6 separate regions of the Homo sapiens genome follow, and all the other regions are linked to region 1. The links are chromatin contacts, found by Hi-C in ENCODE. All regions are on one chromosome and are shown on one strand. Each heading gives the region's core, a stretch centred on a gene start or an enhancer-like site at or near the end of the contact. The rest is flanking DNA. Distances are from core to core; before and after follow the strand shown.

Region 1 (4,472 bases), core at 1,361-3,860:
GAGCAGCTTTTTGGGCTGCTTGTGTCCTGGTCAAAGCAATAAAATTGTAGGCATAGTAACATCCTCCTCCCAATATATGCAAGTATTCTTGCCTATCTGTTTTGTATTTGTGGAGGGTCTTTTGTTTCCCTCAAGTTAAGCTGTAGTGTTGCAAGTTTTTGCATGTAGTTTTATCTTTGTTTTTCAGGGTATCCTCAAAATGCTGGACTAATTGTTGTAACTCATGAATGGGTATTGTCTGCCAGCCTATTTTCTGCTTCTGAACAGCAGCTGATATTTCAGGCTTAGGGCTATTAACAAAAAAGGTGGTAATTTCAATGCTGATGTTAGCATTAATTCCCAACCCTGAGCATTCTTTAAAGTGATTTACAATAAAGATTCATTCCATCTCTGTCAATAGGGTTAGACTGTTCCCCAGTAACTGTGAGAGGGATAAACTTCAATATACCATTTAAAAGACCTTCTTGTATCTATAGGGCATCAAGGTTAGCCTAAATCCTCATTTATGGTAACCCATTTGGCCTTGTCACACCAGGTTCTAGCACCTCCAGGTTCTACTAAAAGGTGTGTTAACTAATGTAAATCTGGAAGCCATTTCAGTCAGCCTCTTAGTCAGTAGGAAATCCTCTCAGATTTTGCCAAGTAGTTGGCAGCCAACCGTAACTTAGGAAACTGAAATCACAAAGAATGGGGATAAAAATAAGTAACAGGACAGGTGGTTAGGGAGCCTTTTCAGCCTTCTATTAAGAATAGAGTGAAGTTACACAAAAAAAGATTGAGAAGACTACATAAAAGTAAAATTATCTATGCCTCTGAAAACTACACATTTAGGAAGCAAAAACCAGGAAAAGTATTTGCAATGTATGTGACAGAATGGAAGATCAGTATCTTGACATATAACTTACAATCATTAAGATAATTATCTTTAAAACATTGATAAATACTGGTTAGGGTATAAAAAAAACAAGAATTCTCACATAATGTCAGTGGCAATATAAATGGGTATTGTGTTTCTTGCAATGCACCAAGAGAGTTAAAAGCGATCATGCCTTTCAAACCAGTAAATCTATTTTTGGAAATCTATTATAAATAATCAGAGATGGTAAAAAATATATGTGTGCAAAAGTATTCTTTTCATTTAATGAAGGGATAAACTTTAAGAAATCTATCAATGTGCTTTCCTCCTACACATTTCCTTGACTGAATGGCCCTAAAAACTAGTAGTATGAATTTTCTACTAGAAGGCAGAAATGGGAAATTGAAGGAAAGGTGTCAGCTCTATGTAAATCTGAAGAGTACATTTTATCAAACTCGGTCTCATGGATTGCAAATCCTAATACACACATTGTTGTGAATACTGGAGATAACAACAACAATAATTATATGTCTACAATTGCCAGGAACTAAGAACCTGTTGTGCTATTTATGGTGACCACCATCCTCCATGAAGCACGTGCTATTATAACCTTCATTTTGCTCACGTGGAAACTGTGATACAGGAAGAAGCAGTAAATTGCCAAGGTTCTTGGGGTTCCTCAAAGAGGGCACTGGCGTTCAGATCACCGGTCTATCATACACAAGATTATACGCTGGTTTACAGAACGTTTTCCTGCCTCCAGTGCAAGAATGAAATAAAAGACAAACTGGGTAGAGTGTAAAACAGCCAGCAAAACTTTTTTCAAAATGGTAATAATTTAATGCTCACAATAAAGTGCTAAGTGGAAGGGTGAGGGGGAAGCCACGTTGTTTCATCCAGTATCATCCAAACATTATTTAAAAATACACCGTATTTACAAAGATAAACATCTGGAAGAAATAAGGTACTTGTTCATGTATTCAAAACTGTATGTTAAGAACACTCCTCTACACTCTTGTCAGTTTGCCGAAAAGGCAATGGTGAGCAAAAACAAAGCAGAACAATCACAGTTTCTGTTCTTAGAAAGGTTACATGATCACATTTACCAATGAGATAGGGGGTCAGGGGTTATTTTTGCTTTCCATTTCAGTTATTAAGTATTTTTTCGACGCTTCTAGACTGTGTATTGTTTTAGAATGGGAAATGAATAAAAATTTTCAAGCATTTTTCAAATGATTTTTAGGACACGGTAACTCACACTGAAAATCTGAGTTTAAAAAAGATGAACTAACGATGGAATATGAACTCGTGTTTAAAATGCACCTTTGGGAATGAAAAACTCTAAGGAAACAACAAATATTATCAGTGGTCATTGCTGGGTGATGGGACTGAGGGTAAGACTGGCTTTCTTTATTACACTGTATTTGTCCTCCAAATTTTCTACAGTGAGGTTGAGTCACTTCCATAATAAAAGAGTGCGTGCATTTATCAATATAAAACCAGGTCCACAAAGCCCAGTACAACCTGGGGACAGTGAATGACAAGACCATTGAGAGAAGTCAAAATACAAGTTACTAAGGAACCTAGGCATCATCTCAAGAGGAATGCCAATTTCAAAAGCAAAAAGATTTTGTTCATCAGCTCTGAGTTTTCTTAAGAGACACTACCCGCTCCGCTTCACCCCCTAAAAAACAGGCAGCCCCAGCAGCAGGACTTGGCAGGTTTAAGAACCAACCTCTTCTCTCAAAAAAGATTCCGCGGCATTTTTTTCAAGCAAGAAGGGCGGGGGGAGAGGCGAGTTGGGCGTATCCATGGAGCAATATTGCCACCTGCAGGCCACAAGAATGAAGCGCCACCAACCGCGGAAGAAAATTCATCCTTTCTACTGCTTCTCGGCAAAGAGCCGGTAGAGCTAACCTGAGGAAGCTACGCAGAATGAAGATGAGGACCAGAGAATAGACTAGTACCGGTCAGACAGGCCCCGACGAACCGGCCGTACAAGGCAGCCTCCCATAGTCCCGCCCTCGGAACCATAGCAACCCAGCAGGAAGTTCCTGCGCCACCGGAAAAAGCAGCTCTCGGGGCGGGGCTGGCCTAGGATTGACGGGCTCTGGGCCTGCGCATCGGAGTCCGGGGAGGTAGGCGCTAGTCTCCTCAGGGTCAGCCGCAGGACTCCTTCCCTGCTATTGAGAGTTGATGGCTCAGGCTCGCGACCGCTGAAGGCCAGGCTCTACTGCATGGCTGCACCAGCCGCCTCACGTTCGAGACCTGTGCCAATCCCATGGACACTCTCCCAGCCAGCCCCTGGACACGCTTCTCATGTGACGCACGCCCTGTCCTCCTCTCAGCCCTCACAGCACGGATCCTCCCCGGCGACCTCAGCGCCCCCGGGGCTGACCAGGCCGCGGCCGGCTCTCCTCCGTCTTGAGGGGGCCTCCTCCTCCCCACCTAAGTCTCCTCCGCGCGCGGTAATGCTCTGGGCCTCAGGAAAGACCGCGCCCCTTCACGATGTCTATTTCTTGCATCCCGCACTCTCATCATGGGCAGCACCCCATCCAGTCCTAACAGCTCCCTCTCTCCAATGTCCCAGCATCCACAGCCTTCAGCCTCAAGGAGGCCTGTCCACTGACCCCAACCGCGTTCCTCACCATTCACCTTCCTTACCCAGCTTACTCAAAGCTATTAACTCTCGCTCCTCAAACGCATCTCTTCATTTTCCTTCCTCCCTACTCGCCTGGCAACCCCCTGCCTTCCCCCGCCCCCCTGTAACCAAGTAGACAAACAATGTGCACCCTCCACAAGTGTACCTTCTCTCTCCTCTCCCTACAATAGCCCCCACAAGGACTAGCACCAACTCTTCTCATGATATTCCTTGATATTCCCCTGAAAAAACAGGAGCGATTGGAGAGAAACTCTCACCACTTCCCAACAGCAGTGGGCCTGCACTTGTAATCTCAGCTGCCCCACTGGAGGAAGTGACAGGATCCTACTTGAGGCCGGGCCTTCACCTGAATCCCATGCCCTCTACCTTCTCAAGGTAGAGACTTTTGTAGTGATTATCCCTTATTCCTGAATTGTCACATTCTTTCTTTATTCTGGATTCTTCTGTCATCTATAAACATGCTCTTGTTTCTGACATTTTATACAAAATGTAATAAAACAGAAATCAGTTCCTTATCCCATATTTCTCCAAGGTAATGACACATTTCCCTGATGCTCCAAGCAGCAAATCTGTCTTCCCTTGTTCTATAATCATTATCATTACAAACCTCTTCAATGCAGCTTCTACCTGCTCACCTCTCAACAGAAAAATGCTTTTGTTAAAGGCACCGATGGCCTTCATATTGCCTAACACTATGATCACGTCCTCATCCTTTTACACTATATGTCCAGATGCCTTCAGTACATCTGACACCTCCCTCCTTCTCAAAGCTACTCTCCTCCCTCCTTCTTTATTTCCCTCCCTGTCTTCTCTCCTCTTTGCCCTGCCTTGTTTTTCTTCTTAATCATAAAATTATTTTATTGATATTTTAAGTGGCATAAATACAATAAATTTGAGGGAGAATGAGGAAGATGTTAGCTAATGAATAGGTCATGTAGGCCTCCACAAAGCTTC
Region 2 (4,472 bases), core at 1,103-3,602, 4.5 Mb after region 1:
TTTTCTCCATCTGGTTCTTCTTCCTCTTCCTCCTCTTCCTCTTTCTTTCTCTTTTCTTTTCTTTTCTTTCTTTCTTTCCACCTCCTCCTCCTTTTTCTTCTTCTTTTCTTCCCTCCTCCTCCTCCTCCTCTCTCTTTTCCTTTCACTTTCAGATCTTGGCGAGACAAATGTTCTATGGAGACTGCTTCTTCTGCTCCTTGGTAATGGGGGATGTCCCTCTGCGTGCTAGGCAAGGAGAAAGCTTCACTTTTGTTCTGAAAGGAGCAGAGATGAAGGTCACATGTTCAGTTCCTCTGGTCCTCTAAAAAACCACCCATGTGTTACTTTTAAGTGAAATGTCATTCTGAATGCACTTCCTACCAGTACCTCACGATTCATCCTTCTACCTTGTTCTCCTTGAAGACGATCTAATAATGTAATCTTGGCCAGTAGGAGCCTCAGCAAGTTTTCCCCCATTTCCTCTCCTTCCAGTCAAGCCATGTGAACACAACTATCCGGATTTCAGTGTATACAGGCAGGCTGTCTCTGCCATGTGCCAGTTTACCCACTCTCACACAGGAAGGCACCCACAAACCATAGACACAGATACACATACACACACTCACTAGGGACCTCAGAAATGAAATCACAAACACACCCGCACACAGAGACACATGCAGACACACACAAACACACACATAGACACACAAACAAGAAACCTCACAGGGGCACAGGGGTGCAGGCCCAAGCATTCTCCCACACAGACACATACACACCACCACAGGCACGAGACTGCCTACAATTTCTCCCACACAGGTTCTAAATGTGCAAAGGGAACAGGAGACAGGGGAGAATTCCTGACTCCAGGCCTGGGCCATCATGCCATTGATTGATGGGCAACTCTCGCCTTCTCCTGAGAATCAATGTGGGAAGTCTGTTAACAGATAGGATCCAGCAGCTGGTGTAAAACTGGAGCATCCTGGGTCAAGCTGCTTAAAAAGGAACCTCACTTTGTGTTAGAGACAGAGAGAGTTCCCTTGGGAGCCTTGGCCCTGTGTGATGCCATAAGAATCTGTGGTGTGTGGTGGCATTCCCCAGCACCCCTGAGCCACCCTCCTCCCACCCCCATCTGTGTGAAACCCAGGACAGCCTGAGCAGAGTCAGACTTGAGCAAGTTGCTGAGTGTCCTCTCTGAGAGATACTCCTGCTTCAGGCCCTGTGGTTTCCAGTTGAGCAGTCCACCTATTTTGATGACCTCCATGTGTCAGCCCAAGGCGGTAAACTCTACCTGGAGCTCCAGGCTTTCGTAGGACCCCCAGTCCTGCAGCAGAACCTTGTGTAAGCCAGCTGGGTGACCAGCACCTTGTCCTGGGGCAGTAGCCCTATGATCCTAGTCCTCCTGTGGTGTCCCAGTAATGATCATGTTTTTTGTTGTTTACTTTCTGCACGGGCAAGAGCCATGAAACCTGCAGAGAGCCAAAGGAAGGGCAAAGGCTGGCTCCCTAAACAGGATTCCCACAGGATCTCCAGCCTACTGGTCCTGGTCCTTGGTCACACGGTCCCATGAGTTTGGTGATCAATCTGGGACCAGGTGACTGATTCCTTTCACTCCTCTGTCTTTTTTTTTGTTTCTCTTTCCTCTTTACCTTTTTTCACATGGGAAAAGGCGGAGGCCCTGGAGTTGAAGTGGCAGGGTTACAGTTGTAGTTGGCGTTTGTGGAGCCATACTGCCATCAAGCGGAAACTGTATCTAGAAACCGGAGGCAGCTGGGCACAAGTGCTGGGGAAACCCCACGAGCGCAAAAGAGATGGCGGCATGGAGCCCCCAGGCTGAAGCAGGACAAGAGAGGAACTCCAAGCTGGCCCTTGGCCTGTGCTCATTCCCAGGATGCCTCCCTGGTTCCACAGCTCTCTCCGAAAAAAAGGGCAGGTAGGGGCGACCCACCATGGGTTCCCCTGGTCATCTCCAGGTACTGCTGGTCCTGGGTTGCCACGTCTCCAGTATCCCGAAGCTCCTTTGTTCCCCGGGAGGATCGGGGCCCCCTTGCCAACACGTGGCTCCAGCCAAGGGAACCCCGGAACTCCCCACAAAAGACACCAGAGTAAACGGCCCCCGTCTCGGCCAGTGGCTTCGTTTATGTCCATCTCAACATGGCTGCCGGGCCAGCTCCGCCCTCTGGGCTGACTGGTCTTGGGGCTGCCTGGCTGTTCTGTCCTGGGGCCTCTAGAGTAGTTGCTTCTCCAAAGCGTCCCAATGCCAGGTACACTTCCTTCAAGGGCTCAGAACCCCGGTGGGGGAAACCCAGGCTTAGACATAGTCTAAGCACATCCTCGCTGATCTCTGTTCCTGGCAGAAGGCAGGTGTCCGTGCATCCTGTTGTGTTCAGAAACAACTTCCACTAGATGGCAATGTGGCTCCACAAACAGCAGTCTTGTCTTTCCCTTCCCCCATTTTCTTTCCCTCTTTCTGTTTTTGGTGCCAAAAACCAAAACAAACACCAAAAAAAAAAAAAAAAAAAAGAAACTGGCCTAGGAGCACCCATCTCACCTACAGCAGGGCTTCCCATCTATGTGGTCACTTTGGGGGAACCGGCAACAGTAGGATGGGGTAGGGGTGGGGGCCACAGGGAGCAGGGCAGCTTCCTGGCCCAACAGGCCTCTGTGCCCACGCGGTGCAGACCCGGGCTTGAGGGGCTGATGCTTTCTCCTGGCTGGTGGCTCTTCCTCTGTGAGGCCACAAGAGGCCACTCATAGTGCTGCCAGCTGTCCATCTGAGGCACTTTGCATTGCAGTTCGCTGTCAATCTCATTGCTCACTGATTCTTTGTGTACTTTTGGAGTTTTTCTCCCTTCACTTTTTTCTTCTTCATTCTCTTTACTTTTTCTCCACTTCTGCTCCAGGAGCAGACTGGAAGGCAGGGTCAGCTGGGCGCGGGGACACCGTTAGGGAAAACAGGCTTACTTTTCCTAAGGAAATTAGTAGGACTCTAGCTGACCCCTGCGAGGAGAAATTGGCGTTTCCCTCTCCTTTCTGCCCTGTCTCCATATTGCAGTGGGTGGCTGATTATCTCTTTTCCCTGGTGTCCAATTCCTCCCCGTTTTTCATCTTATTCTTTTTTGGGCGGTCCTTCCCTGCCTTGGCCTTGTAGCCTTGGGGCTTGGTAGCCCCTTGCAGTCAGCTGATGACATCTTCAGGGCAAGGTTCAGCCAGCACCTGTGTTCTCTGTAGCTTCTGCAGGCCTACTTGTGGATCAAAGCTTTTGATCTTACTCAGGAAATACCCCATCAACAAGACGCTTCCTGGTTGTGTGTCCTTTAAGCCGGATGTCAGAAGTGGCTCCGTGCCCCTCGTTGTATGTCACCACGCGTTGAGGCCCTCCTAAACTAGATCCTTCGGGACAGCTACAGTGGCATGGACCTCTCACTTCCTGTTCTCCTTCTGATTCTTCTTCCTCTTCCTCCTCCTACCCCTCTTCTTTAATTCTTCTCCTTCTCCTCCTTCTCCTCTTGCTCCTCCTCCTCCAACTCCTTCTTATCTTCCTACTCCTCCTTTTTCTTTTTCTTCTTTTTCCTCCTTCTACTCCTCCTCCCCCTCCCCCTGCACTTCCTTCTCCTTTGCCTCTTTTTCTTTTTTTGCTTTTGCTTCTGCTTCTGATTCTGCTTCTGTTTTTCCTTTCACTTGCGGATCTGGGTGGGCACGTGTTCTAGCAGACTGCTTCTTCTTTTGCTCCTTGGTGATGTGGGATGTCCCTCTGCAGAATTAGGCCTGGAGAAAGCTTCACATTCGTTCTTTAAGGAGCACAGATGAAGGTCATGAGTTTAGTCCCTCTGGTCCACCAAAAGGCTACCCACGTGTTACTTTTAAGTGAAATGTCATGGTGAACGCACCCTTTACCCAATACCTCATGGCTCATTGTTATTTCCCATTCTCCTTCTGGATGCTGTAAGTGTAATCCTGAGCCAGTAGGAGCCTTGGCAAGTTGTTTCCTAACTCCTTTTTTTCCAGTCAAGCCATGTGAACACATCAATCTGAATTTCAGTGTGTGCAGGCAGGGTGTCTCTGCCACGTGTTCATTTGCTCACATTTCAGTGTGTGCAGGCAGGGTGTCTCTGCCACGTGTTCATTTGCCCACTCTCACTCACACAGGGAGGCACACACAGACACACATGCAGGCACTTACAAGAGACCCCCAGAAGAAGAAATAAAATCACAAACACACACACAGAGATACATGCACACCCAGACAAAAACACGCTTACACATACCCACACAAACACACACATACACACACATAAAGTAAGCTCACAAAATCAAAGGGGTAGGGGCCCAAGCATTATGGGACACAAACACACATCGCCACAGGCATGCGACTGCCCACATTCTCTTCGACAGGGGTTCGAAATATGCAAAGGGGAAAGGGAGACAGAGGAGCATTCCTGCCTCCAGGCCTGAGTCATTATGCCATTTATTGGGCAACTAGGGCCTTCTCCTGA
Region 3 (4,472 bases), core at 574-3,073, 4.2 Mb before region 1:
CTTCATTTTCTTCTAGTTATTTTACAGTTTTAGTTCTTGTATTTAGGTCTTTTATCCATTTTGAGTTAACTTTTATATATGGTATGGGGTCATGGTACAACTTCATTCTTTTACATGTGGATATCTATTTTTCCAGTGCATCTGTTGAACGGACTATTCTTTCCCCATTAAATGATCTTGGCACCCTAATCAAAAATCATTTGAGCTGCATGGGTTTTTTTTTTCTGGACTTTCAATTCTATTCCATTGATCTATATGTTTATCCTGGTGCCAGCACCACACTGTTTTGATTACTGTACCTTTGCAGTAAGTTTTGAAATAGGGCAGTGTGAGTCTTCCAAATTTGTTCTTCTTTTTCAAGATTGTTTTGGCTATCCAGGGACCCTTGCAACTCCATATAAATTTTAGGATTAGCTTTCCCCTTTATGCACAAAAGGGATTTGGGATTTTGTTAGAGATTACATTGAATTTGTAGGTTGCTTTGGGGAGTATTGGCATCTTAACAATGTTAAGTTTTCCTTAATTATCCACGAACACTTTCCTTTTATTTAGTTTTATTTTTTATTTAGTTTTTCCTTTTATCTAGTTTTCCTTACTTTTTTTTTTTTTTTAATGGAGTCTTGCTCTGTCACCCAGGCTGGAGTGCAGTGGCGTGATCTTGGCTTACTGTAACCTCCGCCTCCCAGGTTCAAGCAATTCTCCTGCCTTAGCTTCCTGAGTAGTTGGGATTACAGGCAACCGCCACTATGCCTGGCTAATTTTTTTTGTATTTTTAGTAGAGACGGGGTTTCACCATGTTGGCCAGGATGGTCTTGAACTCCTGACCTCAGGTTATCCACCCGCCTCGGCCTCACAAAGTGCTGGGATTACAGGCGTGAGCCACCACACCTGGCCTTCTTTACTTTCTTTCAGCAATGTTTTGTACAGGTCTTGCATCTGCTTGGCTAACTTTATTTCTCAGTATTTTATTCTTTTTATCCTATCGTAAACAAAATTGTTGTCTTAATTTCCATTTTGGCTTTTTCATTGATAGTGTATAGAAAAGCAATTGATAGTTGTATGTTGATCTTGCATCCTGCCATTTAGCAGGATTTGTTTATGAGTTCTAACAGTTGTTTTTTTTGCAGATTATTTAGGATTTTCTATATATATATAAATCATACCATCTGGGAATAGAAATAGTTTTACTTTCTTTCTAATTTGGGCATCTCTTATTTCTTTCTTTTGCCTGAAAATTTATCTGGCTAGAACTTTGAGTACAATCTTTAATAGAAGTGACAAAAGTAGGCATCCTTATCTTGTTACTATAACTCTCTACCCTTAAACTTTTATGCCAGAATTTCTAAGGACCAGATAGAATGAATTATGCCTTTACTGTTATATAAGTAAGCCAAAGATGGCCTCTATGTTTGACCCCCAGGTTGTTTATTTCTTCACTGCAGGCTGAGACCCCTTAACTCAAAAGTTTGCTGGCACCAAACAAATTTTTACATACCCAAATATTTCATAAATAGCCCAAACACATAGATTTTTAGCCACTGAGAGTCTTCCTGCTTTACATACCCCAGAAAACCTGGTACTACATCTTTCATCTTTGGGGAATAGATAAGTTAGGCCCCAGGCCATAAAATACCCAAAGCTGCTGCTGCTGCCCTTCAGAGTTCTCTGACCCAGAGAATTTTCTCTTTGCTGCTGAATGACATCACCTAGACAAATAAGCCCCCGTCTTGATGCCCCAGCACTTCCCTTGTCGTTCTGCCCTTCCGAATAGTTGACCAGTGGCCATAACCTCTGTACAGGCTCGGGCTGTGAGGGACTTCATGCAAACCTGTCACAGAATCACCCCATAACCCTTATTGTGCTACGCCACCTTGTGGTCATTTATTTCCTTCATCAGCGCCCTAAATCGCTCAAACTCCCTGTAAGTGACAAAGAGGAAAAGGGAAGGATTTCTGGTAATCATGAAATAGATAGGAGACAGTAGGACAAATAATTGGTAAAAGAATCCTGGATGGTCTCAAGCGGTGGAACTCTAAACTTGGAATGCCATTGCATCAGTTTGGCATGGGACTGCTTTGTGCTGTGTCACATACTCTACATTTGTGGGTTTTCTCTGTGCCTCACTAGCCTGGCCAAGCAGTAACACCAGTATTTGAATGAATCCACTTCATTAGAACTGACTTTTGGGATCAGGTGTGGAACTGCCTGGGGAAGGAGGTCACCCTGCCCGCCTGGAGCCCCACTAGGCAGGGAAATGCTGGGGCACGCACAGGGCGCTATAAGGCCTGTGGGTCTGAACACAAAAGGTTGGGGGAGTACACATCTCTGGACTGAGGGTAGGCTATCCTGACCCCATGACTGGCTAGAGTGGTAGGAGCCCCGTGAGTTGGCCCTGTGATTTTGGGTACCCTGAGACGCATATGACACGTGAACATGGCTATAAAGCAGCGATGTCGGGCTGACGTGGATCCCCTAAGCACAGCTGGGGGAGGCGCTTTTGTAAACAGCTAGCATGCCTCTGTTCTTGTCGCATTTGAATTTGCTATTACAGATGACATCATTTCTGTTCCTTTCCGGAGCAATATCAAGACCCCAAATTTGTTGAGGTGGGGCAAAACTGTTACTTCACGTGACTAAAGACGTTTATATTGCTGTCCCAACCAGGACTCCAAAGGAGGTGGCTGTCCTCTTGAATCCAAACCAGGGGACCCATGTTGGGCTTGCGCGCTTCTCGCCAGGACACGGCCCAGAGGGTAGGTCTCTCATTCATAGTAGCCACATTAAGCCTGGCTGTCTACTCTAGTCTATGATCGGGGCATAGAATAATAATAACCCTTATTGTGCTACGCCACCTTGTGGTCATATAATCTTCTTTCATCAGAGGAGACCAGAAGGCGTAGAAGACCCCGGAGAAGAGGACTGGCGCCCTCTAGAGGATGACGCGACACAATACCACCATGAGAGAGTGAGGAACTTGACCTTCTCCTTTGCCAGTCACCAACAGCAAAGTCAAAAAAACAGAAGAGACAACAGGGGAGGGTCAAGAAGGAGAGGCCATTTCTCATTTGGAGGAGGAGACACCCTCTGTCTCACCCGGAGCCCCTGCCTGTCCGTAAGGACCTAGCCAGGGAACCAAATGAAAAAGCTACCGATGGCCGGGCGTGCTGGCTCACGCCTGTAATCCCAGCACTTTGGGAGGCCAAGGCGGGCGGATCATGAGGTCAGGAGATCGAGACCATCCTGGCTAACACGATGAAACCCCGTCTCTACTAAAAATACAAAAAGAAATTAGCCGGGCGTGGTGGCAGGCGCCTATAGTCCCAGCTACCGGGGAGGCTGAGGCAGGAGAATGGCGTGAACCCGGGAGGCGGAGCTTGCAGTGAGCCGAGATCACGCCACTGCACTCCAGCCTGGGCGACAGAGCGAGACTCCGTCAAAAGGAAAGAAAAGAAAAGAAAAAAGCTACAGACAATGTATCGAACAGAGCACAGCAAGCTCCACCTGACAGGGGCTGAAGTGAAGCACTTGGCTGCCCCAGGACGGTATGGAAAAGTGGCTTCCCTACTAAAGGATTCTGCACAGTTAGTACAGAAGCTGAGAGTGACTCCCAGGAGGCTTTGCATTGCAGTCCATGTACACCTGGTCAGTATGGATTTTGCATTTTTGTGAATTTTGGTGGCTTGGAAAGCTGCCCACCCTACACGAGGCCTCACAACCCCCTGGGCAGAATGGCGGTGGAAAACGTTAGCTGAGGCCAAAGATGTCCTCCATCAGCTCTGCACATTCCAGTGGGATTATCTGGTGACAGATGGCAGGGCATGAGGACTCTATAGTCTGAGGAGGCTGAATGGAGTGCTGAGCCCACACAGTAGTTTCTCAGGGAGCACCTGACAAGTACAAGTCCTGATTTCTGTCAGCGATGGCTAAGGCTAAACAATCCACCAGGCCATGGCTGCCCTGGATGGAATAGAATCTCATGGAGGACAAACTCACAGCCCAGTGTTGCCTGCAGTTATGAAAACAATGCCCCACCTGGCCTAAATCACAAGGAACATCACCGGCAAGGCCGCCCCCTCATAGTGCAAATAAACCACCACCAGCCAGGCCCCCAGTTGAGCGGGAACCCTGAGATGCACGGAAGAGGTCATCTATTAGTCAGGGTTCTGCAGAGCAACAGAACCAATAGGAGGCGATATGTCTACGTCTATGTGGAGATATGTGGGATTTATCGTAAGGAATTGGCCCACATGGGCCCAGAGGCCCACAGATCCCAAGACCTGTAGTTGGCAAGCTGGGAACCCAGGAGAGTGGGTGGTGCAGGTCCAGTGTGACGGCCAGCAGACTTGAGGCCAATGAAGAGCTGACGTTTTAGCGCATGCTCCAAGGCGGGAATAAACTGATGTCCCAGCCCCAGCACTCAGGCAGGAGGAGTCCTCTCTGACTCACGGAGGGTCAGCAGTCCTGTTTGCCTC
Region 4 (4,472 bases), core at 1,390-3,889, 3.6 Mb before region 1:
CATGGTGTAACCCCGACTCTACTAAAAATACAAAAATTAGCTGGGCGTGGTGGTGTGCACCTGTAGTCCCAGCTACTCGGGAGGCTGAAGCAGGAGAATTGCTTGAACCTGGGAGACGGAGGTTGCAGTGAGCCGAGATTGCACCACTGCACTCCAGCCTGGCAACAGAGCAAGACTCTGTCTCAAAAAAAAAAAACAAAAAAAGGAAAAGTTCTTATCATTTACAGCAACATCTTGAGAGATTCATGGGTAAAATGATGTAATATCTGGGTGTTGCTTCAAAATAATCCAGTGGGGATGTGGGTAGAGGACATAAAAGAAACAACATTGGCTGTGAATTGATAAATGTTGAACTAGGTGATGACTACATGGAGATTTATTGTATTGTTCTCTCTACTTTTTTATACGCTTGAAATTTTCCATAACAGAAAAATAATTTTATGGAGGCAAAAGCTGTAAACAGTGTTCTATGCCTATATTGAGAGTATGACTCATGACTTTTTTTTAAAAAAAGCCAGACCTGACCTTAAAAATTTCTTTTATTTTAATTTAATTAAAAAAAATTTTTTTAGAGACAGCGTCTCACTTTGTCGCCCAGACTGGAGTGCACTGGTGTGCTCATAGCTCATTGTGCAGCTTTGAACTCCTGGGCTCAAGCGATCCTTCCACCTTAGCTTCTTGAGTAGCTGAGACTACAGGCACGAACCACCACACCCAACTAATGTCTTTATATTTTATATTATTTTATTATAATTTTATTTTACTGTATTTTATTTATTTGTTTGTTTTGAGACAGGGTCTTTGCTCTGTCACCCACGCTGGAGTGCAGTGGCATGATCTCAGCTCACTGGAGCCTTGACTTCCTGGGCTCAAGTGATCCTCCCACCTCAGTCTCCCAAGTAGCTGGGACTACAGGCATGCACCACCACACCTGGCTAATTTTTAAAAAATTTTGGTAGCAATGGGACCTCAACATGTTGCCCAGGCTGGTCTCAAACTCCTGGACTCAAGCAATCCTCCCTCCTCAGCTTCCCAAAATGTTGGGATTAGAGGCATTGAACCACTGCACCTGGCCTATTTTATTTTTGAAAATAGAGACAGGTGGGGGGGGTGGGTGTCTCCCTATATTGCTCAGGCTGGTCCCGAACTCCTGGTCTCAAGTGATCCTTTTGGCTTCCCAAAGTGCTGGGATTACATGAGCCACCACTCCTGGCCACTGTGCTGGGTTTAATTGTGGAGAACTATAACTAAGCATTGTCTTTAAAAAACGAGTACATTGGCCGGGCGCGGTGGCTCACGCCTGTAATCTCAGCACTCTGGGAGGCGGAGGCGGGCGGATCACGAGGTCAGGAGATCGAGACCATCCTGGCTAACACGGTGAAACCCCCATCTCTACTAAAAATACAAAAAATTAGCCGGGCGTGGTGGCGGGCACCTGTAGTCCCAGCTACTCGGGAGGCTGAGGCAGGAGAATGGCGTGAACCCAGGAGGCGGAGCTTGCAGTGAGCCGAGATCGCACCACTGCACTCCAGCCTGGGCGACAGAGTGAGACTGCCTCAAAAAAAAAAAAAAAAAAAAAAGAGTACATTTTGGGCCGGTTGCAGTGGCTCACATCTACAATCCCAGTACTTTGGGAGGCCGAGGCAGGCGGATCACCTGAAGTCAGAAGTTGGAGACCAGCCTGGGCAACACGGCAAAACCCCGTCTCTACTAAAAAAACATAAAAACTAGCCAGGCATGTTGGCGGGCGTCTGTAATCCCAGCTACTCGGGAGGCTAAGGCAGGAAAATTCCTTGAACCTGGGAGGTGGAGGTTGCAGTGAGCCCGGATCACGCCACTGCACTCCAGCCTGGGAGACAGAGGGAGACTCCATCTCAAAAAAAAATTAAAATTAAATTAAAATAAAAAAAGAACATTTTGGCCTACAATTCCTGACAAAGATGGAATGTGGGCAAATGCATGATGACCTGGATTATTTCTGGGAGAATTGTAAAGAGTTTCTGTAGTCAGCAGAAATGCTTTGAATACTTTCCATATATTAGTTCATTAATCCCCCATGAAGTACAAGTAGGGGAAACTGAGGCACAGGGAAGTTGACTAATTTGCCCAGGGTCACAAAGTGAGTAAGTGGCAGAACCGCTATTTGAACCTAGCTGCGCTCATAGTGCTTTAATCTTCAATCAGCGAGGATCGTCAAGTTGGCTGCTGGATCTTTCTGGATCTTTTTTTCATTACCTCGCCTTTCATGTTGTTTGTCCACATAGCTTGAGGCTTTATCACAGATTGCTCTTGGGGGCAGTGTTACTCCAGAAATGCCGGAATGCTCCGCTATTCCTCACTCCACCCCTAAATATACAGCATCTCCTCCCGCCCTTAAGCTCTGAAAAAAATGCTGCGGAGCCAGAAAGGCTGCAGAAAGCCGGGTGTGACCACTGGCTCTGTAGCCAACCTGTTCCCTGCTGCTGCTGCTGCTGCTGCTGCTGCTGCTGCTGCAGTCGTTTGGTTTCCTCTTTGAATCTGAGATGATTCTGAGGTCTACACTGCAAACTCTTGGCATATATCATTTCTAGAATTCCATTCCTACTCGACCTAGGCTGTGAGTCTGCACTAGTTCGCGGCACGTTAGATCGCGCCCATTTCCCTTATTGGCAAGTTGTCAGGTTGAGGAAGCTCCAGGCCTGGAGGAGGGCATCTCCAGCCACCAGCCATGAAGCCCAGGGCCTCAGGCACCTTCTGGCCTCCGGGTGGCCTCCTCTATTCGCTGACCCAGACACTAGTCCAGTGGTTCCCAAAGTGGGGTTCCCTGGCAGGCAGCAGCTGCCTCGCTGGGAATCTATTAAAAATGCATACTCCCAGGCCCCACCCATGACCCACTGAATCAGAAGCTGTGGGCCTGGGGCCCAGCAGTTGGTGTTTTCAGAAGCCCTCCAGTGGACTCCAATGGTTCCTAGAGTTTCAAAAGCACACTGGGCTAGGCCAGGTGTGCCAAGAGAGAAGTAGCTTTTTGGCTCAAGTCCTCACAGGAATGGTCAGAGGGTCCCCATCAGTCTATCAGTGTGCACCATACAACGCTCACAGAGGGACACACGTGTGCCCGTGTGCATGCGTCCCTGTATGGACTCCAGTTGGAGGGGGAGGGACAGTTTTGCCTTGTGGTTTTGTCACTCGCCATTGGAAAATAGCCCTTTCCCCTACTACTAAATAGCTTCCCATTGTTTTCTAGTCCCTTTACTTCCATTTCAGAGAGTGTTTTCTCTTCTGTGTTTTTTTGTTTGTTTGTTTTTTGAGACGGAGTCTCACTCTCTCACCCAGGCTGGAGTGCAGTGGCGCGATCCTGGCCCATTGCAACCTCCGCCTCCGGGATTCAAGCAATTCTCCTGCCTCAGCCTGCTAAGTAGCTGGGATTACAAGTGCCTGCTACCACACTCACCTAATTTTGTATTTTTAATAGAGATAGGGGTTTTGCCATGTTGGCCAGGTTGGTCTCGAACTCCTGACCTCAGATGATCCACCTGCCTCGACCTCCCAAGTGCTGGGATTACAGGCATGAGCCACCATGCTGGGTCCCTCTTCTCTTTGGAAAAGTCATCCACGTTGGTTGCAAGTTTTTCAGAAAAGAGGGAACTACATTATAGAAATAAATGGCAAACAGACACCCAACACCCAAGGAATAATTTCTCATCTCTGTCCTTTCAATGTGTATATTTCTAAATGTCCGTGTTTATATTTACATAAATTAAAAAAAACGGTTTACTTGTACGTGTCATTTTGTTTTTATCTTAAATTTTTGTGTTTTTAATTTTGGTGATATATCATTTTGGTTGTACTTTTTCACTTCTGTACATACTGTTACATAACATGCAGTTTTCCAGTAACACTAACTTGTGAATGCATATTTTACAATTTTATTTATATTTATTTATTTATTTACTTTTGAGACAGTCTCACTCTGTCTCCCAGGCTGGAGTGCAGTGGCTTGATCTCGGCTCCCTGCAACCTCCACCTCCCAGGTTCAAGCAATTCTCCTGCCTTAGCTTCCCGGGTAGCTGGGATTACAGACCCGCCACCGCGCCTGGCTAATTTTTGTTTTTTTAAGTAGAGACGGGGTTTTACCATGTTGGCCAGGCTGGTCTCAAACTCCTGATCTCAGGTGATCTGCCTGCCTAGGCCTCCCAAAGTGCTGGGATTACAGGCGTGAGCCACCGCGCCCGGCCCCCCCTTTTTTTTTTTTTGAGACTGAGTTTCCATCTTGTTGCCCAGGCTGGAGTACAATGATGCGATCTCAGCTCACCACAACCTCCGCGTCCCGGGTTCCAACGATTCTCCTGCCTCAGCCTCCCCAGTAGCTGGGATTACAGGCATGCACCACCACACCCGGCTAATTTTGTATTTTCGGTAGAGACGGGGTTTCTCCATGTTGGTCAGGCTGATCTCAAACTCCCAACCTCAGGTGATCCGCTCACCTCCACCTC
Region 5 (4,472 bases), core at 697-3,196, 3.5 Mb before region 1:
CACACACCTCACACAAAAGGAATACCTCTCCTTAGGAAAAAAGGCCCCTACCCTCAATCCTGCAAAAGAATACCAGCCAGATAGAGACCAAGGCCTGACACTACAGCACAGATCGGCAAACTATGGCATTCAAGCCAAAGCCAGACTGTGGGCTGTTTTACATTTTTAAAGGGTTGTTTTTTAAAAAGAGAAAAAAAGAAAAATGCCACTGAGACCGTATGTGGCCTGCAAAGCCTAAGATGTTTACTCTCTGTCCCTTTATAAAGTTTGCTGACCCCTGCTCTTCAGAAACCTCTCTTCTGATCCAACAGAAAAATGGGCCTTGACCCTTTGCAAGACTCCCTACTCTATCAGGCTGCAGGTATCAGAACTCTAGAATTTTTTTGTAGTGTGTTATCATTGTATGTGTTTTCTTTGGTGAGTGTAGGGGTTTAAAGGTCTTAGGTCTGCAACTCTTTTGCGCTGAGACAAAAGATAGGTTCACGTAGGAGGGGTGAGAGGGAAGAGGCGGCAGGACATCTTCAAGAGGATCAGAGGGCAAAGCTACTGGGCGGTGAGACCGTCAATCTGTCAGTCTGATGCAGAACCCCCGGACTGCTTATCTCTCCGGTCCCAGCTTATAGCCCGGTAGGAAATGGTGGAGAATGAGACAGGGAGATTAGGAGGACAAACCGGCCTCCTGCAGAGCTGACATTTAGACATGGAGTGGGAGTTGCGGGGGAGAGGGGGTGCCTAGGGACAGCTCCCCAGACGCACACACACTTTCTATTACTGCTTGGGAGCAGTGGTTACCCGTTGGAGGGGGCAGATAGGGAGAGCTGCTGCCCATGAGAACTCCCATCCTCAAGGCCATTCTGGCCCTGGGCACTATTATTATCACAACTTTCCAGATGAGGAAACGGAGCACAGAACTGTTCAGCAACTTGCCCAAAGTCACATGGTTAAGTCCCGTAACCTCAGTTTCCTTATCTGCAAAGCAGCCTTAATAATGGGAACTACCTCATAGAATTGTGGTTTACAACGATGCCTGTCACATAATACTTGCTATCATTACCATTCCCTGCCCCCACTAAGACTCCTTCCACTCAGAATATTGCGGCAGAATATTAATAGCTAATATTCGGCCAGTGTTTCCTGTGTACCACCATAGTGAATATTAACTCGGAAAATCCTCACATTTAGCATCGTCACCACGCCTATTTTGGCCGCCACCACCAACGTCCAGTGGCAACCTCGCTCTCGGCCCAGCCACAACCAGCCCGCCCGCGCTACGTCATCACGGCGCGTCGCGCGGGAAGTCGCGGGGAAAAGGTAAGATGCCCCTTCCTAATTCCCTCGCTTCCTTGCTTGCTCTCCAGACACCGCCGACCCGAAGGGCTCCTAAGTGACTGGACAGGGACGGAGGGGCGGCGGCTATGGCATCCGGGACGACAGCGACGATAGCCGAGGCAAGAAAAAGCTTGCACCGCAGCCCTGTCGGGAACCGCCGGCGCCTGCCTTTTACGTAGGCGCAGCACAGCTGGCGTAGCACGCCGACGCACCGCCCCGTCGCCTGTGAGCTCGCGGTGTGGCTCAGCCCAGCTGGCGTAGCACGCCGACGCACCGCCCCGCCGCTTGTGAGCTCGCGAGAGGTGTGGCTCGCGCGAGGGGCGCGGCCTTGAGGCACGGTCCCCTCTGGAGGCGGGATCTGGGCGGGCAGTCGAGAGACGAGGCCCAATGGAAAAGAAAAGCCTGAGCGCTCGCGTCCCCACAGGTCGCCAGAAACTTGGTGGAGCGAGCCAAGGGCGGAGTTTGAGAAAGGGGCTGCGTCCAATGAGTGGAGCGGTGAGTACAGCGCGTCGACGGCGGAGGCGGGAAGGGGGCGGAGGCCGACCGAAGGCGGCTAGGGACTGGCTGAAGAGGGTTAGCGAAACGTTAGCGGTCGGGTCTGGGCAGGGGGTGGAGCTGGTTGAAGGAACGGGGCAGTCCCCTGAGGAGCGGGGCTGGTTGAAACGCTAGGGGCGGGATCTGGCGGAGTGGAAGGTACCGGTCCGGCCCGATAAGGGGTGGAGTTAAGTGAATCGTTAAGGGTGGAGTCGAAACCGGGGTCGGGGCCGGGGCCGGCTGAGTGAAAGGGTGGGTGATTATCCCGGGAGATAGGCCGAAAGGGCAGGTTCGTGAAGGAATGGGGTCTGGGCTGGGCTTAGAGGGTCTGGGAATGGGGCTTAGGAGAGTAGAAGGGGCGGTGATTGGTTGGAAAGGGCAGGCCCTAAGACGGACTGTGTGAGCCCGGGGGCTCATTGCTCCGTGAAAGGGCAAGACCAGGGAAAGAGAATCGTGTAAAAGGGGTGGAGTCTAGCGGGCCGGGCGGGGCCGGGTAGAATGGCCACCTGAGTGGAGGGAGAAGGCCTGAGAGAGGCGGAGTTTGGAAGGCTGTGGAGAATCAGATCGCGTAAGGAATGGAATCTAATAGAGGGGGCGGAGCCTGGAAAAGGGCAGAGAGGTGGGGTCCTCAGGGCACACTAGCCCCCTCACATACCCACGCTCCTCCCCCCACCCCCAGAACCGCGGCAGGGGCCAAGCCTCCTCAACTATGACCTCAACCGGCCAGGATTCCACCACAACCAGGCAGCGAAGAAGTAGGCAGAACCCCCAGTCGCCCCCTCAGGACTCCAGTGTCACTTCGGTGAGGCCCTAGACCCGCCCTGATGAGGGGGAGAGGGAGCAAGTTGGTCATGCCCTGGACTCTGACCCTTCTCTCTGATTCACAGAAGCGAAATATTAAAAAGGGAGCCGTTCCCCGCTCTATCCCCAATCTAGCGGAGGTAAAGAAGAAAGGCAAAATGAAGAAGCTCGGCCAAGCAATGGAAGAAGACCTAATCGTGGGACTGCAAGGGATGGTGAGCAGGGCCTGGCTGCAGTTTAGCCTCGTATGACAATCAAAACCCAAAGGTTCCCCACCCTGGACAGTTCCCTCTGACTCAGGGCCTAAAATGGATCTGTGTCTCCTTTTTTTTTTCCTCTGCAGGATCTGAACCTTGAGGCTGAAGCACTGGCTGGCACTGGCTTGGTGTTGGATGAGCAGTTAAATGAATTCCATTGCCTCTGGGATGACAGGTGAGGCTGGGTCCTCCAGGCTGTCTCCAAACCACAAAAATACACACACTTAGAGCCCATTAGCAAGAATAAATCTTTTCTTACCCCAGCCTGGATACTGGAAGCAGATGATTTGGGGAGGTAGGGCTCACACTTGAAAGGGTTCTTTTATGTAGCTAACAAACATTTATTGAGTGCCTATTGTGTGCCAAGAGTTGGTGATACAAATGTACCAAACAACAGACAGGGGTCCTTCTCTAGGAGCGGATTGATGAGTAGGAGGGCAGATCATTAAACAGCCAACAGCAGTATGAGGTGTTTAATGAAGACAGACTTAAGACCAGGGGATTCAAGGGTGTATAATAGAGGATCCTAAACTAGTATCCGGGCTTCCCAGAAGCCTTTATAGAGGAAGAGACGTTTGTACTGAAACAGAAGGATGAAACCTCCCGTTTGCTTTACTTTTCAAAAAGAATCAGCAAATCCTTTTGGCTATATGTTCAAAATATATTCACCATCTGACCTCTCCTCACCACCTCCACTGCCACCATCATCATCACTCACCTAGACTTGCAGAGGCCTCCTCCCTGGTCCCCTACTTCCAACCTCACCTCTATTATCTGTTCATGCAGCAACCTAAAAAAATATGTATGAGTTGATGTCTTTGTTAAAATACTTTAAGGAGGCCAGGCATGGTGGCTCACGCCTATAATCCCAGCACTTTGGGGGGGCCAAGGCAGGTGGATCACTTGAGGTCAGGAGTTCGAGACCGGTCTGACCAACGCGATGAAACACTGTCTCTACTAAAAATACAAAAATTAGTTGGGCGTGGTGGCACACACCTGTAATCCTAGCTACTTGGGAGGCTGAGGCAGGAGAATCGCTTGATCTGGGAGGCGGAGGTTGCAGTGAGCCGAGATTGTGCCATTGCACCCCAGCCTGGGCAACAAGAGCAAAACTCTGTCTCAAAAAGTAAAAATAAAAAAAAAAAAAGTACTTTAAGGGCAAACTGTTGCCCTCAAGGTAAAGTCCAAATTTTTCATCCTGGCCTCAAAGGTTCCACATGATCTGGCTCCACATCACTTTGTGACCTCATCAGCCAATCCTTCTCGCCCACACTACTCCCCTTGTTCTTCCAACATGCCAGGCACCCTCTTGCCTCTGGTCTGTACCCTGACCAACCCCTTTCCCAGAGATTCTTTTCGGTCTTCTACTCTTCCAGCTGCCTTTCACATCCCAATGAGACTTTCTCAGAGAAGGTTTTGCCTGGCCAAACCCTACCCCAATACCTGATCTTATTTTCCTAGCCCATGACATTGTTTGCTAATTATCATACTTGTGTGTTTACCAATTAATATCTATATCCCTTATCCCAACCTAAGACTAACTTACTATGG
Region 6 (4,472 bases), core at 827-3,326, 3.3 Mb before region 1:
TCATGCATAAGGTGGAGACAGTAACTCCTCTTCCATCTGCTGGGTGTTGTCAAAACTACACAGGAGGTTTGCCAAGCACCTAAGGCACAGTAGGTGGTCAAGAAACAGGAACACAATTTGTCATGACGACAATGATTCCTTCATATGCTAGTTACCCACGAGTCAGCCAGAATGTTGCCATAACCACTTATGAAGCCCTTCCTCATTTCTGTTGCAATTCCTCAGCCAGAGGAAAGCCCCAAATGCAGACCTAGGATGCATGTCCTCTCCTGGCTCTCTACCTTTAGCGAAACCAAAGGTCCACAAGTCTACCTCTAGGCCGTTAGTTCTAACAAAACTTCAGCAGTTAAATTAATATCGAATTAACAATACAGGCTTCATAAAACAGGGTCCTAAAGTATGGACGAGTTATGACACTTCTTTACTTATCTGTAAAATGTAAAATACCACCTTCTCTCCTCAATCCTATGATGGCACTGATAGGTGATATGGTATAACATGTACCTAATCACAGCTTTTGAGGGGGGAAACACACCACACTGATTATAAGGTATACCCTAAGTTTGGAATCATTAACGTGGAAGAAAATATACATCTCCAAACCAAGGAAAACAGCAATAGTACTACCCCAACAAGGGAGAATAGAAGGATTTCTCCAATAATATAAGGCAGGAAAAGCATCTAAGCACAGAGCTAAACACATAGGAAGTACTCAACAAGAATTCATTTTTGGCCAGGTGTGGTGGCTCACGCCTGTAATCCCAGCAATTTGGGAGGCCGACGCAGGTGGATCACCTGAGGTCAGGAGTTCAAGACCAGCCGAGCCAACATGGTGAAACCCTATCTCTACTAAAAATACAAAAAATTAGCCAGGCAGGGTGGTGGATGCCTGTAATCCCAGCTATTTGGGAGGCTGAGGCAGAAAAATCGCTTGAACCCGGGAGGTGGAGGTTGCAATGAGCCAAGATCACACCACTGCACTACAGCCTAGGCAACAAGAGCGAAACTCTGTCTCAAAAAAAAAAAAAAGAATTCGTTTTTCTGACTTTCCTAGCTCCACCTCTGTCCTCCAGAAAGCCCTCCTCTTCCCAGAAGGCTGGCACACAGGGCTGGGGGCCAGGCTTGACTTCCCTGTGGAGGGGTCTGAGGTTGGGGGGATGACCTGCAGAGGTAGGGGAATTCAGAGAACTTGTTTTGATAGAAACTGAAACTCCTCCTCTTGCTGACGCTGCACTTGTGGGCAATCTGCACCTGTTCTCCCCTCCCAGAGGCCAGCTGGAAGGGGGTCCCCCACCATTCTACCTCTGTTCCCATCTCAAACAGGGCTCAGAAATCCTCAGTACAATACTACAATTGGTCCCACACCAAAGACTTTTCACACTCCAACTCATTCTATCCTTACCAAAACACTCTTACTTTACCCAGGAGACACAGAAATGTGGCAAAGCTTGCCTGGGATCACAGATTTAGGGGGAGTGAAGGGGAGGCCAGGCTCTCAAAGGGTAACTGCTGGCCCCAGCTGATATTACCACCTTCACCCCAATCCAGCCACCATCTTAGTCACCTTACTCCCTGGGGCAGGACCTGATCTTGTGTGCCTCAGTTTCCACACCAGCACAAGCAGGAATCAGCTAGAACCCAGGAAAGGCATGGGAGAGGGCAGAGATTATAGATATCAGGGGCTGCATCTCTCCCTAGGGCCACAGAGGCCAATATGAACCTTACCCTCCCCATACACACCCCACTTCTTTCCTTTTTCTGGACACACAGAGACACCAGTATAGAAATGCACATGTGTATACACATACAGCAGAGACTGCCAAAGATGCTCCCTGAGGCCAAATGCTCACCCAACAAATCCCACAACAGAGAACTATCACATTCAATGAGTAGATGCCCTTGCCACTTCAGGAAAGACTGAAGATGTGAGGCTCTATAAACTGAGGGACCCCCTACCCCACCAACCTCCTTCCTGGCCTCTGGCAGGGTAGGTGGAGGGCAGGGGAAATAACCAAGAGCTCTAACAGACTAGCCTCAACCTCTCTCCTCTGTTGCCCGGGGGAAGTCCTTATGTAACTAATGTAATGTAACCAATAATGTACCCAGATTTATGTTAAGAAGCAAGACATGAGAGCCTGGATTATCTTCCTATAGGGTCCTACCATTTGCTTTAGAGACATCTGAGAACTGCCTACTCCCCAGGTAGCTGCCTGCCTCCCAGAAGAGCCACAGCAAGTTCCGCTAAGGGCAAAAAAGGAAGCTAGGTGTCTACAGGGAACCTAAAAACAAACCACACTAACGTGTGTACACACAGCTGCAGAGGGAGACAGGGACCTGGTCTGCTCCCCACTACCCTCCTGGTCCAGTGGGAACCCTGGCCCCACTGAGAACCAATCTCCTGAGGAGATGAGCCAGGACAAAGGTCTCACTTGCCTGTCAAGCAGCTGTGGTGTGACCTGGTCTGTAGCCCCAACTACCCCAACTAGCATACCCTCAGTGGGAGAGACAGAACTCATCCCACTGGATAGTCTGGTTCCTGAGATGTGTGCTCCTCTGCTCAAGGATTCCCACTGCAAGGATGAGAAACCTGAAGGATACACGGGAGAGGCTGAAGGAAGCTGGTGTACAGGAAATGGCCCGTGGGAATCTTCTTTCTGTGGCCTGGTTCAACCTCAAATACCAATGTTCTGACACTGGTTGTATGACCTAGATAGGGTAGGGTCTTGGCTTTCTCTTGAGGCCTCAGTTTCCCCATTTATAAAACAATCAAAATTGATCTCAGATCCATCCCTCCTAGTGCTGATGTTCCAAGACCAAAAGGCCCAGAAGAGTGGGCCTAGCTAATGTTTCTGGGCCTCATCGTGGTAACATGCACAGCCCTTGCCACTCCCCCATGGCCCATGTAGAAACAACCATGTGGCCTTCACTCTGCCCACAGAAGCTAGCACCAGGACCCTGGTCAGGGTTAGAGGTTTCTGCTGAGTCAAAGCCACATGGAGGGAGGGAGCAAGGGAGAGATGCAGAGTCATGTTTCCAGGAGGAGGTTATCTGAGCATAACAGGGACAGGGTGGGCCACAGGATACCTCTGAGGCTCAGGTTCCCACCTCCACTCCACCCAAGCCTTCAATGATGCTCATGAATCCCCAATAAGAGGAGGTGGGAGAGAACTGAGCGCAAGCAATGGATATTGCTTAACTCAGGGGAACCAATGGCAGGCAGGCAGCTACCTGGGGAGTAGGCAATTCTCAGAAGTCTCTAAAGCAAATGGTAGGACCCTATAGGAAGATAATCCAGGGGAACAGAAGGCAGAAAGCCACCTGCCTCAAGACTCCCAACAACAGAGGGCCACGTGCTCCTACTTGGAGGAGGTAAGGTCCAGAGAAGTCAAGGAACACAGCCAAGGTCATCCAGCCAGTTGACAACCAAGCTAAGAAGCTAAGGATCCTAGGATCATAAAAAGAATGTGTCCTGGCCGGATGCGGTGGCTCATGCCTATAATCCCAACACTTTGGGAGGCCAAAGCGGGTGGATCACAAAGTCAGGAGTTTGAGACCAGCCTGACCAACATGGTGAAACCCCATCTCTGCTAAAAACACAAAAATTAACCAGGTGTGGTGGTGCACGCCTGTAATCCTAGCTACTCAGGAGGCTGAGGCAGAAGAATCACTTGAACCCGGGAGGCAGAGGTTGCAGTGAGCCGAGATCACGCCACTGCACATTCCAGCCTGGGCGACAGAGGGAGACTCCATCTCAAAAAAAAAAAAAAAAAAAAAAAAAAAAAAAAAAAAAAGAATGCGTGTCCTTTGGACACCTCTGGGTTCCCAGGCCAGCTCTGGCTAATGGCCCTGAGCATGTCATTTCCCTTTCTATGCTTCAATCTTTTCACCTGTCTCATGGGATAATGATCCAAGTTTTGCAGTGAGCCTGAAGCACCCAGCTGAATGCCTAGCACACAGCAGGGGTCAAGGAAACAGTGCCCTCTATGTTTGCAGCCCCCGCCCAACTCCAACTCTCTGCTCCACGTTCCTTCCACTATTCAACACATGGCAGGAAGTCAGCCTGTAGGGCTTCACACTACAGTCTAAGCTGACTGCCATCTGTCCCCATCCAGGCGAGGCTGGAAACGGGGGCAGCAAAAAGCCCAGGGACAAAGTCCCCTTCCCAGGCACATGTATTATGCACTCTGCACCAAGGAAACCTCCAGATAAGGTCTAGAGACCAAGGGCCATGTACTTCGGGGGAGAGGCCAGAGGACTTCTGAGGTTTTACAGAGAAAAGCCAAAGGCAGCCCAGTCAGGGGAAATGTGTAGCCATAGTGCCGATAAGGAAAGGCCTTCAACCTGCCCTGGTCAGCTCTTCCTGTAAGTAGAGGCCCCTTACTGAAGGCCCCAGTGGGAGGAAGGGTCGGGAGTATTTGGGGAGAACAGCTAGATACATATAGACACACACACACACACAAATACTGCTCTTG

Evidence for each region. A loop is a pair of places that touch in the nucleus more often than their neighbours do. Pooled maps may share reads with other maps.
Region 2: a map of gastrocnemius medialis shows a loop between it and region 1 (13-fold over the local background). The contact joins two enhancer-like sites. A Hi-C loop is called at or near these places in 3 of 168 maps with a recorded cell type or tissue (ascending aorta, cardiac septum and gastrocnemius medialis) and 11 of 50 pooled maps.
Region 3: a loop to region 1 is called in a map of CD4-positive, alpha-beta memory T cell, with 19 times the contacts of the local background. The contact joins two enhancer-like sites. A Hi-C loop is called at or near these places in 3 of 168 maps with a recorded cell type or tissue (CD4-positive, alpha-beta memory T cell and naive thymus-derived CD4-positive, alpha-beta T cell), 3 of 37 single-sample maps with no recorded cell type and 13 of 50 pooled maps.
Region 4: a loop to region 1 is called in a map of A673, with 18 times the contacts of the local background. The contact joins two enhancer-like sites. A Hi-C loop is called at or near these places in 3 of 168 maps with a recorded cell type or tissue (A673, HCT116 and chondrocyte), 8 of 37 single-sample maps with no recorded cell type and 13 of 50 pooled maps.
Region 5: a loop to region 1 is called in a map of gastrocnemius medialis, with 17 times the contacts of the local background. The contact joins the promoter of HDAC6 here to the enhancer-like site in region 1. A Hi-C loop is called at or near these places in 2 of 168 maps with a recorded cell type or tissue (ascending aorta and gastrocnemius medialis) and 9 of 50 pooled maps.
Region 6: a map with no recorded cell type shows a loop between it and region 1 (24-fold over the local background). The contact joins two enhancer-like sites. A Hi-C loop is called at or near these places in 2 of 37 single-sample maps with no recorded cell type and 2 of 50 pooled maps.

Annotation. Positions count from the first base shown.
Region 1 is chrX:52,258,966-52,263,437 of GRCh38, forward strand. The region is part of intron 1 of LOC105377209 (a long non-coding RNA gene); the gene reads right to left. Among named protein-coding and RNA genes, the nearest start is that of SNORA11D, 71 kb to the left of the region's middle. RefSeq lists enhancers at 2,539-2,898, 2,711-3,212, 3,213-3,712 and a silencer at 2,585-2,843. Within about 2 kb of position 2,611, at least 38 of the 41 ENCODE cell types and tissues checked have a DNase peak (open chromatin) inside an H3K27ac peak, as active enhancers do; they include ascending aorta and gastrocnemius medialis, where a contact is called at or near this core.
Region 2 is chrX:56,762,224-56,766,695 of GRCh38, forward strand. All of the region lies in intron 2 of NBDY (negative regulator of P-body association), which reads left to right. Among named protein-coding and RNA genes, the nearest start is that of NBDY, 35 kb to the left of the region's middle. RefSeq lists enhancers at 1,384-1,433, 1,454-1,573, 1,537-2,038, 2,034-2,393. Within about 2 kb of position 2,353, at least 24 of the 41 ENCODE cell types and tissues checked have a DNase peak (open chromatin) inside an H3K27ac peak, as active enhancers do; they include ascending aorta and gastrocnemius medialis, where a contact is called at or near this core.
Region 3 is chrX:48,023,953-48,028,424 of GRCh38, forward strand. No RefSeq gene overlaps it. Among named protein-coding and RNA genes, the nearest start is that of SPACA5, 19 kb to the left of the region's middle. Within about 2 kb of position 1,824, at least 2 of the 41 ENCODE cell types and tissues checked have a DNase peak (open chromatin) inside an H3K27ac peak, as active enhancers do.
Region 4 is chrX:48,629,217-48,633,688 of GRCh38, forward strand. The region is part of intron 1 of LOC107985695 (a long non-coding RNA gene); the gene reads left to right. Among named protein-coding and RNA genes, the nearest start is that of WDR13, 34 kb to the left of the region's middle. RefSeq lists an enhancer at 2,612-2,681. Within about 2 kb of position 2,640, at least 2 of the 41 ENCODE cell types and tissues checked have a DNase peak (open chromatin) inside an H3K27ac peak, as active enhancers do.
Region 5 is chrX:48,800,121-48,804,592 of GRCh38, forward strand. It overlaps HDAC6 (histone deacetylase 6), which reads left to right and starts at 1,947. Exons shown (of 29, transcript NM_006044.4): 1 at 1,947-2,022; 2 at 2,543-2,665; 3 at 2,751-2,879; 4 at 3,008-3,096. The coding sequence starts at 2,573. RefSeq lists cis regulatory regions at 298-798, 501-547 and enhancers at 306-1,137, 1,259-1,528, 1,375-1,888, 2,519-2,598.
Region 6 is chrX:48,937,680-48,942,151 of GRCh38, forward strand. All of the region lies in intron 2 of OTUD5 (OTU deubiquitinase 5), which reads right to left. Among named protein-coding and RNA genes, the nearest start is that of OTUD5, 18 kb to the right of the region's middle. RefSeq lists enhancers at 1-54, 936-1,435, 1,446-1,495, 2,626-2,885 and cis regulatory regions at 2,450-3,600, 2,775-3,275, 3,690-4,472, 4,029-4,472. Within about 2 kb of position 2,077, at least 6 of the 41 ENCODE cell types and tissues checked have a DNase peak (open chromatin) inside an H3K27ac peak, as active enhancers do.